Regions from separate parts of the Homo sapiens genome. Here region 2 is linked to region 1. A link is a contact called in ENCODE Hi-C or POLR2A ChIA-PET data. All regions are on one chromosome and are shown on one strand. Each heading gives the region's core, a stretch centred on a gene start or an enhancer-like site at or near the end of the contact. The rest is flanking DNA. Distances are from core to core; before and after follow the strand shown.

The links. Hi-C counts contacts between places; a loop is a spot of excess contacts on that map. ChIA-PET counts read pairs that join two places held with the same protein, here RNA polymerase II (POLR2A). Pooled maps may share reads with other maps.
Region 2: a map of B cell shows a loop between it and region 1 (6-fold over the local background). The contact joins the enhancer-like site here to the promoter of RNF135 in region 1. A Hi-C loop is called at or near these places in 1 of 168 maps with a recorded cell type or tissue (B cell), 9 of 37 single-sample maps with no recorded cell type and 9 of 50 pooled maps. POLR2A ChIA-PET finds 5 or more read pairs at or near these places in 3 of 52 experiments (A673, CD4-positive, alpha-beta T cell and activated B cell).

What each region holds. Positions count from the first base shown.
Region 1 is chr17:30,966,840-30,972,727 of GRCh38, reverse strand. It overlaps RNF135 (ring finger protein 135), which reads right to left and starts at 1,689. Exons shown (of 5, transcript NM_032322.4): 1 at 1,283-1,689. The coding sequence starts at 1,654. RefSeq lists enhancers at 874-1,123, 1,152-1,713, 1,814-2,063, 1,714-2,275, 2,344-2,403 and 1 more and a silencer at 1,194-1,733.
Region 2 is chr17:31,492,601-31,498,488 of GRCh38, reverse strand. The region is part of intron 3 of RAB11FIP4 (RAB11 family interacting protein 4); the gene reads right to left. Among named protein-coding and RNA genes, the nearest start is that of MIR4724, 39 kb to the left of the region's middle. Within about 2 kb of position 3,311, at least 18 of the 41 ENCODE cell types and tissues checked have a DNase peak (open chromatin) inside an H3K27ac peak, as active enhancers do; they include B cell and CD4-positive, alpha-beta T cell, where a contact is called at or near this core.

The sequences.
Region 1 (5,888 bases), core at 440-2,939:
AATAAAGTTCTGACACATGCTACAACATGAATGAACTTTGAAAACACTATGCTAAGTGAAAGAAACCAGGCACAAAGGGACAAACATTGAACGATTCCAGTTATATGAAATATCTAGAACAGGCAAACTCAGATACAGAAAGTAGCTTAGATGTGAGCAGGGGCTAGAGGGAGGAGAAATGAGGAGTTACTGCTTAATGAGTACAAAGTTTCTGTTTATGATGATGAAACAGTTTTGGAAACAGAAGTGATAGTTGCACAACAGGAAATGTAACTAATTTGTCACTGAATTGTACACTTAAAAATGGTTAAAATAGGCGGGGCGCGGTGGCTCACACCTGTAATCCCAGCACTTTAGGAAGCCGAGGCGGGCAGATCACGAGGTCAGAAGATCGAGACCATCCTGGCTAACAACGGTGAAACCCCGTCCCTATTTTTTAAAAAAAGAAAAAAACATACAAAAAATTAGCCAGGCGTGGTGGCGGGCGCCTGTAGTCCCAGTTACTCGGGAGGCTGAGGCAGGAGAATGGCGTGAACCCGGGAGGCGGAGCTTGCAGTGAGACAAGATGGCGCCACTGCACTCCAGCCTGGGCCACAAAGCAAAACTCCGTCTCAAAAAAATAAAAGGTTAAAATGAGGCCAGGCGCTGTGGCTCATGACTGTAATCCCAGCACTTTGGGAGGCCGAGGCGGACGGATCATCTGTGGTCAAGAGTTTGAGACTAGCCTGGCTAACATGTCGAAACCCCGTCTCTACTAAAAATACCAAAATTAGCCGGGCGTGATGGCGCACGCCTGTAATCCCAGCTACTCTCGAGCCTGAAGCAAGAGAATCACTCGACCCTGGGGGGCGGAGGTTGCAGTGAGCCGAGATCACGCACGCCATTGCACTCCATCCAGCCTGGGCGACAGAGCGAGACTCCGTCTCAAAGAAATAAAGAAAAAGGTTAAAATGGCCAGTTTTAATGTTATATAGATCTTACCACAATTTTACAAGTTTCAGAGAAAGAGACCGAAGATCGATTGGGAAGAAGTTGAAATATGCCAAGCTGTGTAACAGCTAAGTTGACAAGCTTTCGGAAGATGGGGAATTTGTTTTTTTCTACTTCTTCATACTTTTATGAACTTTCCAAAGTGCCTCCGAAGAGCGGAACTCGACTTTTAGACTGAGAAAAGGAACGTAAAAGTAGAACGGCTGAGGAAAGGGGTTCGAGCCACATGGGAAAGGGTCAGGCGGCGGGCAGCCCGGGGGAGCCAGGGGAGCTGCGGGCCCGGCCTCCCTACCCGCTGCAGTTCCGGGCGGCGCCGGGGCCTCGCGGCCGCGCTGGAGAGGGAACTGGAGCCCGGGCAGGGGCAGTGGGCAGGGTCGGAGCCCGCCTGTATCTCGCGTGCGGCGCGGCGGTACTTGTCGGCCAGGTCCTGCAGTAGCGTGTTCTTCCGCAGGTGCGGCTGCTGCGCGGCGCCCTGGCGGCAAGTGGGGCAGGCCCAGCGGCGGGCGTCGCGGGCGCCCCACAGGGCCTCCAGGCAGTGGCGGCAGAAGCTGTGGCCGCAGGGCAGCGTGGCGGGCCAGTCCAGCAGCCCCTGGCAGATGATGCAGCCGAGGTCGTCCTCGGCCAGCCACACGGGAACGGCGGAGCCCAGGCCCAGGCCCGCCATGGCCAACAGGCGGCCGGGGCGCGGACGTCGGGGTTGAGCCGGGCGAGTCTCCTCAGGCTCCTCCCTCGCCCTTCCTCTTCCCCTTGCCCTCCTCCTTTTCTCGGCCGCCTTTTCTCCTCCTTCCTTGGCGCCACCCCGTCTCCTTCCTCCGATCCTGCTGAAAACAGACTTAGAGCCTCCAGTGCCCAGCTGGAAAGACAGAGCTGACCTTCAGTGGCGGCCTCTTGCCCTGGGAAACCAACATGCCGCGAGCTGCTAGAAACCCGCGGAGGTCTCCAAGATTCCCTTTAGCTGGATGTCCCTCCATTAAGATGCAGCACCGTTGGATGTCTTCGTCCGTTGGCTTAAAAAAAAATAAACAACAAAAAAGATGCAACACCGACAACTCTTGGGAGGAGAGGACTCCATTCAGCAGCTTATTTATGAGAATGAGCCCACGAAGTGTCATCCAGCTCCTCTAACAAGTAGCAGGGGATTAAAGATCACCGATGCACAGCCACAGGGAGCGTCCTCAAAAATGCTGATGTTCGGCCCCGCTCGCAGGGAGTCTGATTTCATTGTCTTGGGTGGAGCACGGGTATTTTGTAAAACCTCCCCCAGGTGATTCTGACGCGCATTCAAGGTTGAGTGAGCGAACCCTTGGCTTTTTAACTCGCAGGTATAATGCAGAGTTGTGCGCTGTGTCCTTACCGCCTTCTGCGGGATGTAAGCGCGTTTCCCAACAGACACTCGGACAAAATTCTAGAAAGTGTTTTCCTGAGAAGGCTCACTCACTCACTCACTTCGCATCCCAGTCCTAAACGCATTGCAACCAGAAAATGTTAGAGCTAAAAGAGCACCACGTCCTCCCAGATGACCCAAAGAGGTTAAAAAAAAAAAAAAGAGAAAAAAGAAAAACTTGCAGGCTCTCATGGTAACAATGAAGCGTCAGAGACTAAAACCCACAACTCCCCAATCTGTTGAAATGAACTAACAACGTCTCATGCTTTACTTTATCCTTTCTGGCCTGGGCTCAAAGTAGGTATCAGATAATACAAGTTTGTAGCCGACCTTTGGATCACTTGAAGTCAGGAGTTCAAGACCAGCCTGGCCAACATGGTGAACCCTCATCTCTACTGAAAATACAAAAAGAAAAGAAAAGAAAAGCCAGGCGCCCTGGCGCATGCCTGTAATCCCAGCTACTTGGGAGGCTGAGGCAGGAGAATCTCTTGAACCCGGGAGGCGGAGGTTTCAGTGAGCCAAGACTGCGCCACTGCACTCCAGCCTGGGCGACATAGGGAGACTCCGTCTCAAAAAAAAAAAAAAAAAAAAAAAGAAAAAAAAGAAAGAAAAGAAAGAAAAAAAAGCGTTTGTGGTTATTTCTAATACTGGAAGTGTCATGGAGTAGGCAGCGCTGCTCATCAACGTTTCCAGTGCTTTCCCTTTCTGGGCACATGGTAGGACTGGCACTTCCCTGACCCACTTGAAACACACAGAGGTAATATGTTACTTCCCACCAGCTTTAAAGGCGACTGAGCCGGCCATTGTATCCCTTTCTGCCAGCTGCCCCAATTATGGAGATGAAACCATCATCCGGTGACCTGGGTCACTGAGTGGCTAAGATGAGCAGACTCCCTGCCAACGCACCCTAGGATACGTAGTAAGAGGGAGAAGAAAACTAGGATGTATTCAGCTTACTGAGATTTAGTGGGTGTGTGCTGCTACAGCATAACCTAGCCTATCCTGACTGATGTATTACCTGGATCTTGTTCTAGAATCTCCGCATCGGAGTAAAATCGTAGTTTCTAAGAGCCTCTTTTTTTCTGTAAAACGGGCATGATACTAAACACTTAAACATGCTCAGATCTTCCAACTTAAAAAATGAAATCACTGGCGGGGCGTGGTGGCTTATGCCTGTAATCTCAGCACTTTGGGAGGCTGAGGCAGGTGGATTGCCTGAACTCAGGAGTTCGAGACCTGCCTGAGCAACATGGTGAAACCTTGCCTCTACAAAAAAAATACAAAAACTACCTAGACATGGTAGCGCAGGCCTGTGATCCCAGCTACTCAGGAGACTGAGGTGGGAGGATTGCTTGAGCCAGGGAGGTGGAGGCTGTAATGAGCCATGAGATCTCAGGAGGTCAAGACTGTGGTTAGCTGTGATCACACCACTTCACTCCAGCCTGGGGAAGGAGCTAGACCTAGTCTCAAAAAAATTAAAAATTAAAAAATAAAATAAAATCACCTTTGACCTGAGCCTCCCTGGAACCAGCTCTCCTCTTCTCCATTTCACAGCCAAGTTTCTGGAAAGAGTGAGTTAACCAGTAGTTTTCAAACTTTTTTCTTGGACACGCCCTAAAAGTTTTATGCAAAATCATGCAGTGGTTATAAGAAAGGGGGAAGTGGGGGCCGGGCGCAGTGGCTCACGCCTGTAATCCCAGCACTTTGGGAGGCTGAGGCGGGCGGATCATGAGGTCAGGAGATTGAGACCATTCTGGCTAACACGGTGAAACCCCGTCTCTACTAAAAAATACAAAAAAAATTAGCCGGGCGTGACGGCGGGAGCCTGTAGTCCCAGCTACTCAGGAGGCTGAGGGAGGAGAATGACCTGAACCCAGGAGGCGGAGCTTGCAGTGAGCTGAGTTCGCACCACTGCACTCCAGCCTGGGCGACAGAGCAAGACTCTGTCTCAAAAGAAAAAAAAAAAAGAAAGAAAGAAAGGGGGAAGGGGGAGAGTGGTCAGCTCTGGTAGTAAAAATATATTAGCAAATTCTTCATTTATATCAGATTTTTTTTTTTTTTGAGATGGAGTCTCACTTTGTTGCCCAGGCTGGAGTGGAGTGGAGTGGCACAATCTCGTCTCACTGCAACCTCCACCTCCCGGGTTCAAACCATTCTCCTGCCTCAGCCTCCGGAGTAGCTGAGATTACAGGCGCTCGCCACCATGCCCGGCTAATTTTGTATTTTTAGTAGAGATGGGGTTTCCCCATGTTGACAGGGTTTCTCCATGTTGGCCAGGCTTGTCTCGAACTCCTGACCTCAGGTGATCCGCCCACCTCATCCTCCCAAGTGCTAGGATTACAGAGGTGAGCCACCGCGCTCAGCCTACATCAGACATTTTGTCATTCTTGGCCGAGTGCGGTGGCTCATGCCTGTAATCCCAGGACTTTGGGAGGCCGAGGCAGGCGGATCATGAGGTCAGGAGTTCGAAAAATACAAAAAAAAATTAGCTGGGCGTAGTTGCAGGCACCTGTAATCCCAGCTACTCAGGAGGCTGAGGCAAGAGAATCATTTGAACCCGGGAGGTGAAGGTTGCCATGAGCCAAGATGGCACCATTGCACTCCAGCCTCGGCAACAGGGCAAGACTCCGTCTCAAAAAAAAAAAAAAAGAAATTTTGTCATTCTTTTATCTTTCTGAACTTGTATTTCCATTCCATTTCCTCCACAGAATTACATTCCAAAGCAATATATTTCATGCATGAAAGTCTTTTATCACTTTGTAATACTTCTCTACAACAAAAGTATGTATGTGTATTAAATTTTTAATTCTTCTTAACTTCCTGTGACAAAAAGGCTCTTGGTAAATTTTTTCCCCTGGATTTAATTATCAATATAATTACTATTAGCAGTCAAACAAAAGAAAAGTATGCTGCAATTTATAACTTTTATATAAATAAAATAACTTTTAAAGACAGTAAACATTTTATTGGAATGATAGCTATTAATAAGACAGATGGGCTCATTTCTTTCAAAAATGCATTTATGCCCAGGCACGGTGGCTCACATCTGTAATCCCAGCACTTTGAGAGGCCAAGGTGAGCGGAACACTTGAGGTCAGGAGTTTGAAACCAGCCTGGCCAACCTGGTGAAACCCTGCCTCTACCAAAAAATACAAAAATTAGCTGGGCATGGTGGCCTGAGGTCCCAGCTACTCCAGAGGCCGAGGCAGGAGAATTGCTTGAACTTAGGAGACGGAGGTTGTAGTGAGCTGAAATGGCACCACTGCACTCCAGTCTGGGCAACAGAGCAAGACTCTGTCAAAAAAAGAAGCATTTATCTATGAATGAACATTACTTAATGATAGACAAACTTTTGCAATAAATTCTATTTCTTTTATGTTTTTATGTGTGCCGAGAAATCTTGTTCACATGTATAAATAGATGACAAAATTGTCACTCATTTTGTTGAATACTTTTTGAGATATATGCAAAAAAGTCATATAGTGATAATCTCTCAATTAACAACTTGATTTGA
Region 2 (5,888 bases), core at 2,062-4,561, 520 kb before region 1:
TCCTGCCAGAGCCCTTGGTTTTTATAACCCTCTCCTCCTCCCTGCCCCATCTTCTGGTACCTCCCATCAGCACATAGCCCCCATGGTCTTCCCAGCAAGCTCAGTTCAGGTGTCTCTCTTTGTCCTGTGGCCTTTGCTAGACCCAGCTACCCAAGCTTCGTGTTCCAGAAGCTGCTGTCTTGCATGGGGGGTTGGGGGGTGTCACTCAAGCATAGCTGGCCAGAGCTCAGCTTAGGGCCTCCGGCCAGGGCAGGCTTTCTCGCAGTGGGGACAGGTGAGAGGGCATTAGGGGCTCATGGGGTGGAGACTCTCCCTCCCAGGGAGTCCATTGGGAACCCCCTCTAAGAGCTTGTGAGCTCCCCACTGCCCACAGAACCAGGCCCAGCTCCTGAGAGCAGCTCGCAAAGCCCCTTCCAGCAGGTCTCAGCCTCAGGACATGCTCTGCCTCTCCCCTTCCCTAGTACCCCAGGCTCCTGGGCACCTTTACCCACCCCAATGCCTCAGCACATGCTGCTTCTTATGCACAGGGGGCATAAGCACCACCTCATCAAAGAGGGGGCTTCGAATCTCTGACACTACACACAAAACTGAGGAGGTTGGGCTACTGGCTTTCATTGGAATCTCAAGAGGGAGGGGGCAGAGAGAAGATCTCCAAGGAAAACAAGGTTTAAAACCATCACCTGCTCTTAAAGCCTCCCTCTAGCCAGCAGCGCACACTCAGCCCCTGCTTGGGGGCCACTGTCACCCAGACATCCCCATGTGGCTGTCTCCTGGTGCCTCCCCAACTCAGCCCCGACTTCCATGAACAGCCCACACCTAACCCTCTGTACTGCTCCAGCCAGACCCTGTGCAGCCTTGTCATGTGCACCCCTGTAGGTGCCGACTGGGTGCCCACCCCACCACTCTTCCTCCTCTCTCTCCGTCCTGCCTCACCCCACTGCAGCCCAGCCATCCTGAAGGACGGGGCCCCTGACACATCCTGCTCACACAGGCCCCTGTGCCTTTGCCACTGCCCCCTGCCCAGAACTCCTCCGTCTGTCTCAGGAGCAGTGCCACTGGCTGGCACTCCCCGAGATCCTTAACACCTAAACAAGCACAAAGCAGTTTTTTTTTTGTTTTGTTTTTGAGATGGAGTATCGCTCTGTCGCCCAGGCTGGAGTGCAGTGGCATGATCTCGGCTCACTGCAGGCTCTGCCTTCCGGGTTCCAGCGATTCTCCTGCCTCAGCCTCCTAGGTAGCTGGGATTACAGGCGCCTGCCACCACGCCGGGCTGATTTTTGTATTTTCAGTAGAGATGGGGTTTCACCATGTTGGTCAGGCTGGTCTCGAACTCTTGACCTCAGGTGATCCGCCCGCGTTGGCCTCCCAAAGTGCTGGGATTACAGGCATGAACCATCGTGCCTGTCCACAAAGGGGTCTTAAACATTTGAGAACAAGGAAAGCACGCATCTGCTAAGCACCTATTGTGTGCCAGGTATTTCTGTGCATCAGCCACTATTTAGATGAGAATACACAGGTTCAAGGAGGTTAAGTAATTCGTGAAAGGTCGCAGGGCTGGGATTTGAACCAGGTCTGATTTTAACGCAGCAAGGAGGGTACAGAGAATACCAAATGCTCTCAGCGATGCGACATCCAGCACCCCATGGACAACACTGTGCACTGGAGTGGACTCAGGCTGACCCTGCAGCCACAGGAATGGCAGTTAGCAACGCTGATGGTACCAGAACTTGGACTTGAGCTGAAGCTTGCAGGGACCACAGCACACTGGGCTTCTGAGGTCTGTGCCATCCAGGCCATCAGGCAGAGCCCTCCTCCCCTTTCCCACCCCAGGGAGCTTCAAAGAGGCTACATGTGGGAAGACTTTACAGAAAGGGAGAGGAGAGATTTGAAAGAAAATTGCTAAAAGGAAACACATGTGAAAATGAAAACTCAGGCAAAGGGGGAGAAGGACGAGGGAAGAAGAGTAATGTCCAAGGATTATAAACTGAGTCAAGAAGCCCTTGGAACACCAGTTTCCCTCTGCTCCCTTGGGAAGGCCAGTGACCCACTCCCAGCCCTCATTTTCCCTCTTAACCCAGATGGAACGGGGCAGACCTTAGATGATACCCAGCAAGAGAAACAGGGAATGTTGCCTTGCACACAGCCATGACAACTGTGGAGCCACGATTCATATGTGGTGGGAGGAAAATCCCGAGGCTCAGAGAGGTCGCTCTACTTTGCCAAGGCCACACAGCTGGCGAGCCATAAAGCTGGAATCTAAGCCCAATCCAAGGTTGTCCCCTTGAACCACATCAGGGTCCCCTCATATAATCTGCCACCACTACAAGGTGGCTCCACCTGCATCCTTGGAGGAACTGGACAAATTATATAAGTTCCCCAGAGGTTACCTAGTTTCTATTTCATTAAATCTGAGACACCTCTGATTTTACAATGCACCGTTATTTCAAGTATGCCAAGAAAAAGGCGCTGTCAAATTATAATAATCCGCAAATGTGCGACACATTCCAATTTAAGATGTTAAATGGAAAAAAAGGAAAGGAAAAAAAGAATGTGCCTTAGAATCCCAGAAAATACCATGTAAGTGTGAGTAGGGAACAGGGATTCAGTCACAGTTCCGCAGACTGTGTGTGTGCAGTGAAGGGCAGTCAACAACTCCACACAAGCACATGAGCACACACCTGCTGCTATAAAATCCTTCTTTGCTAATAACTGATGCAATCGTGCAGATAATCATACAAAAATGTGTTGGCCAGACCTGCCTTGTCAACAAGAACCCTCATTTCACCAGGAGACCATCAATTCAAGGTTGCCTAACATCAGTCAGACGAGTCAAGCATGGTGGCTCATGCCTGTAATTCCAGCACTTTGGGAGGCCAAGGTGGAAGGATTGCTTGCGCCTAGAAGTTTGAGACCAGCATGGGTGACATAGTGAGACCTCATCTCTACCAAATGAATAAATAGCCGGGAGTGGTGGTGCACCCAGCTACTCAGGCAGCTGAGGTGGGAGGATCACTTGAGCCCAGGAGGTCGAGGCTACAGTGAGCCAAGATTGTATCGCTGCACTCTAGCCTGGGCAGAAATGCGAAACCCTGTCTCAAAAAAAAAAAAAAAAAAAAAAAAAATCAGTCAAGTGGAGGCTGTCCTGCCCACCTAACCAGCCAGGCTAGGCCAGGCTAGCCAGCTTCGCCTGAGTGGAGCTATAGACCTCTGGGCAGCCAAGCTGGATGACTCTGTGGTTAACTACCAAGGGCAGTCACCCAGTGTGGCTGGGCGGTGGCACAGCCTGCACCTTTTTGTCTGGCTTTTCTCCAAATCTCCTGGGGCTTGTGGCCAGCCAGAGCCTCAGCATTTTAATAAGGCAGATGCTGGGGGCTGGCAGTGGCAGATGGGCAGCACTGCTCCAAGCCAGCTTTTCCAGCTAGGCACAGGTGGATGGACAGGCAGGCCCTGGCTGGAGGTGAAGGGCAGGTGGGCCGAGGTGTGGAGGGCCATCCTCCCCTTGGCAGGCCAGCCACAGCCTGGCAGTGTGAGCAGCCTCTGGAAGGACAGGCTAGGTACAGTCTCCCTCACTGAACCTGGGGAGAAGTCTGTTACCTCGGAAGCTGCTTGACATCTCATTCACAGACTGCCACACAAATGCTAGTCACTTCACCCCAGACCCAGAATCTGTATCTGCAGAGCCCGAGCAAGGTTTGTTAAAAACACAGAAGCTGGCTGGGTGCAGAGGCTCATGCCTGTAATCCCAGCACTTTGGGGGGCCGCGGTGGGAGGATCACCTGAGGGCAGGAATTCGAGATCAGCCTGGGTAACATAGTAACACCTCATTTCTACTTTTTTTTTAAAAAAATTAAAATTAAAATTGAAAAAAAAGATTTAAAAACCCACAGAAGCTGAGGAAGTAGAGTTTTGCTTCTCTTGCAAAGGCCCTTGAGTAATGGAGTTTTTCCGCTGCCACCTTCCTGTTTGGGCCATGACACTCCCCGGCAAGACATTCTGTTAGGTGCGAAGGTTATTAGTCACAACAATCAAACCAGCTGAAGCCTGCAGGAACTAAGAATAACAGCTCACCCCAAAGCACAGTTTTAAGTGCTTTTCATACATTTACATATTTGAGCCTTACCACGAACCCTGTGAGGGAGGTACTAGCCTCATCCTCTTACCACGAACCCTGTGAGGGAGGTACTAGCCTCATCCTCGTTTTACAGGTGGGGAAGCTGAGGCACAGAGAAATTAAATAACTTGTCTAAGATTCCACCAATAGCAAGGGGCAGAGCCAGGATCTGAACCCAGAGACAGCCTGACTCTGAAGGCATTTTGGTACTAAACTGGCCTGCCTCTCTAACCATCTAACCGTCCACGAGTGTCAACTAAGTAAAGGCCAGAACCTAGACTGGGCATCTTAAATCACCATGGCTCATTTTATTTTCACCATCACCCTGCGAGGCAGGTGCTATTATCAACCCCATTCTACCTGTTGGGCACCCCAACCCTCAGCCACCCCAAAGCAGGGGGGTGGATGAACAGGATGCCCCATCTGAATGCTGCCTGACACGCAAACACACACGTGTGTGCACACACACATATACGATCTGGGGCCCTAAACTGGACAGACTAAACCCAAAGCTGCTGCCCAAATGTGGGAGTGACTCCCTGGGGTCCTTAGGACCCCACAGAACCATGCTGCTGCCTGCCCACAGGCAGAGGGAGTGAAGAGTGAGGCCAGGGAAAGTGAAATCAGAAGGGTGAGGTCGCCTGTCCAAAGTTCCACAACTAGCGAGCAACAGAGCCAGGATCTAGACCTAGAAGTTTTCTGGCGCCCATTTTTTCTCCTTAAGGAAACAGGCATTGGGTGACAAAGCGTGGGATGCAGGTGTCTGTGTCTTAGGTAGGCATTTCTTCCAGGAAAACGAGGGAGCAGGGGGCAGGGACTTGCTGCTATTCTCGCTCCTATTCTAGGAGGGAGACTTGAGTCTGGTGCAGAGGGTAGACACCCCTCAGCTCCCTTACCCCAAGTTCACCGGAGCAGCAGCAGCTATTTGAAATGTGGGTTCCCTTTCCATGGTATCAGGCTTGCACAGCGCAGGGGGGTGGGGGGTGACCACAGATGACTAAAGAGAGAGAGCCCGCCCACTCTCCCACACTCCAGTTCTGTTTAGGCCTTCCTCTTTCTGGTACCTCAAAAGAGAAAGGCTCCCATGAGCAGAGCCACAGATATTAATAACTTCTACAGAGCTTTGTTTTCATCTGAATTAATGTTTACATTGTTGGGAAAGAACCCACTTGTCTGGGAAGATGAAGCAGGTTAGATCAATTAAAAATGTGACCAACAGTTGGAAAACTTCCCATTTCTTAAGGTCAGTCAAGAAGTGGGTTTGGAAGTGCTGGCATGACTAGCACTGGCCTGCTGGGCGGTTCTGGGCTGGAGGTCACTCAGACCCCACAGCTCTGGGCCATCACAGCCACCCCTCTGACCTTCATACGACCCTTGTAGGCTGCACGTCCTTCTGGTTGCCTATGTTCTCCTCCCCGTCTCATCTCCTTTCCAGGTCATGCGAAAAAGTGAAGAAGTAACCACCAAGGTTGTCTGGGTGCTCAGGGGGGTTCTGAGAATCTGAGCTCTTGTCATCAATGCTCTTGAGGGGGGCTCAGCTCCTGAAGCACCAAGACGCTCGGGACCCCTCTGAGCAAGGCCAGCTGGGCGCCCCCAGCATCCACTCAGCCTTGAATGGGGTCCACAGAAGCTGGCCAATGACAAATTCCATTCAATTAACAGTATTATGATGAAGCTGCAAACACTTGGGGAAGGACTGCCATGTGTAGTCAGACACTTGGCATGAGATAATGAGAAAATAGCTCCAAATGAAAACAGATAAGGGTGCAGTCCAGGC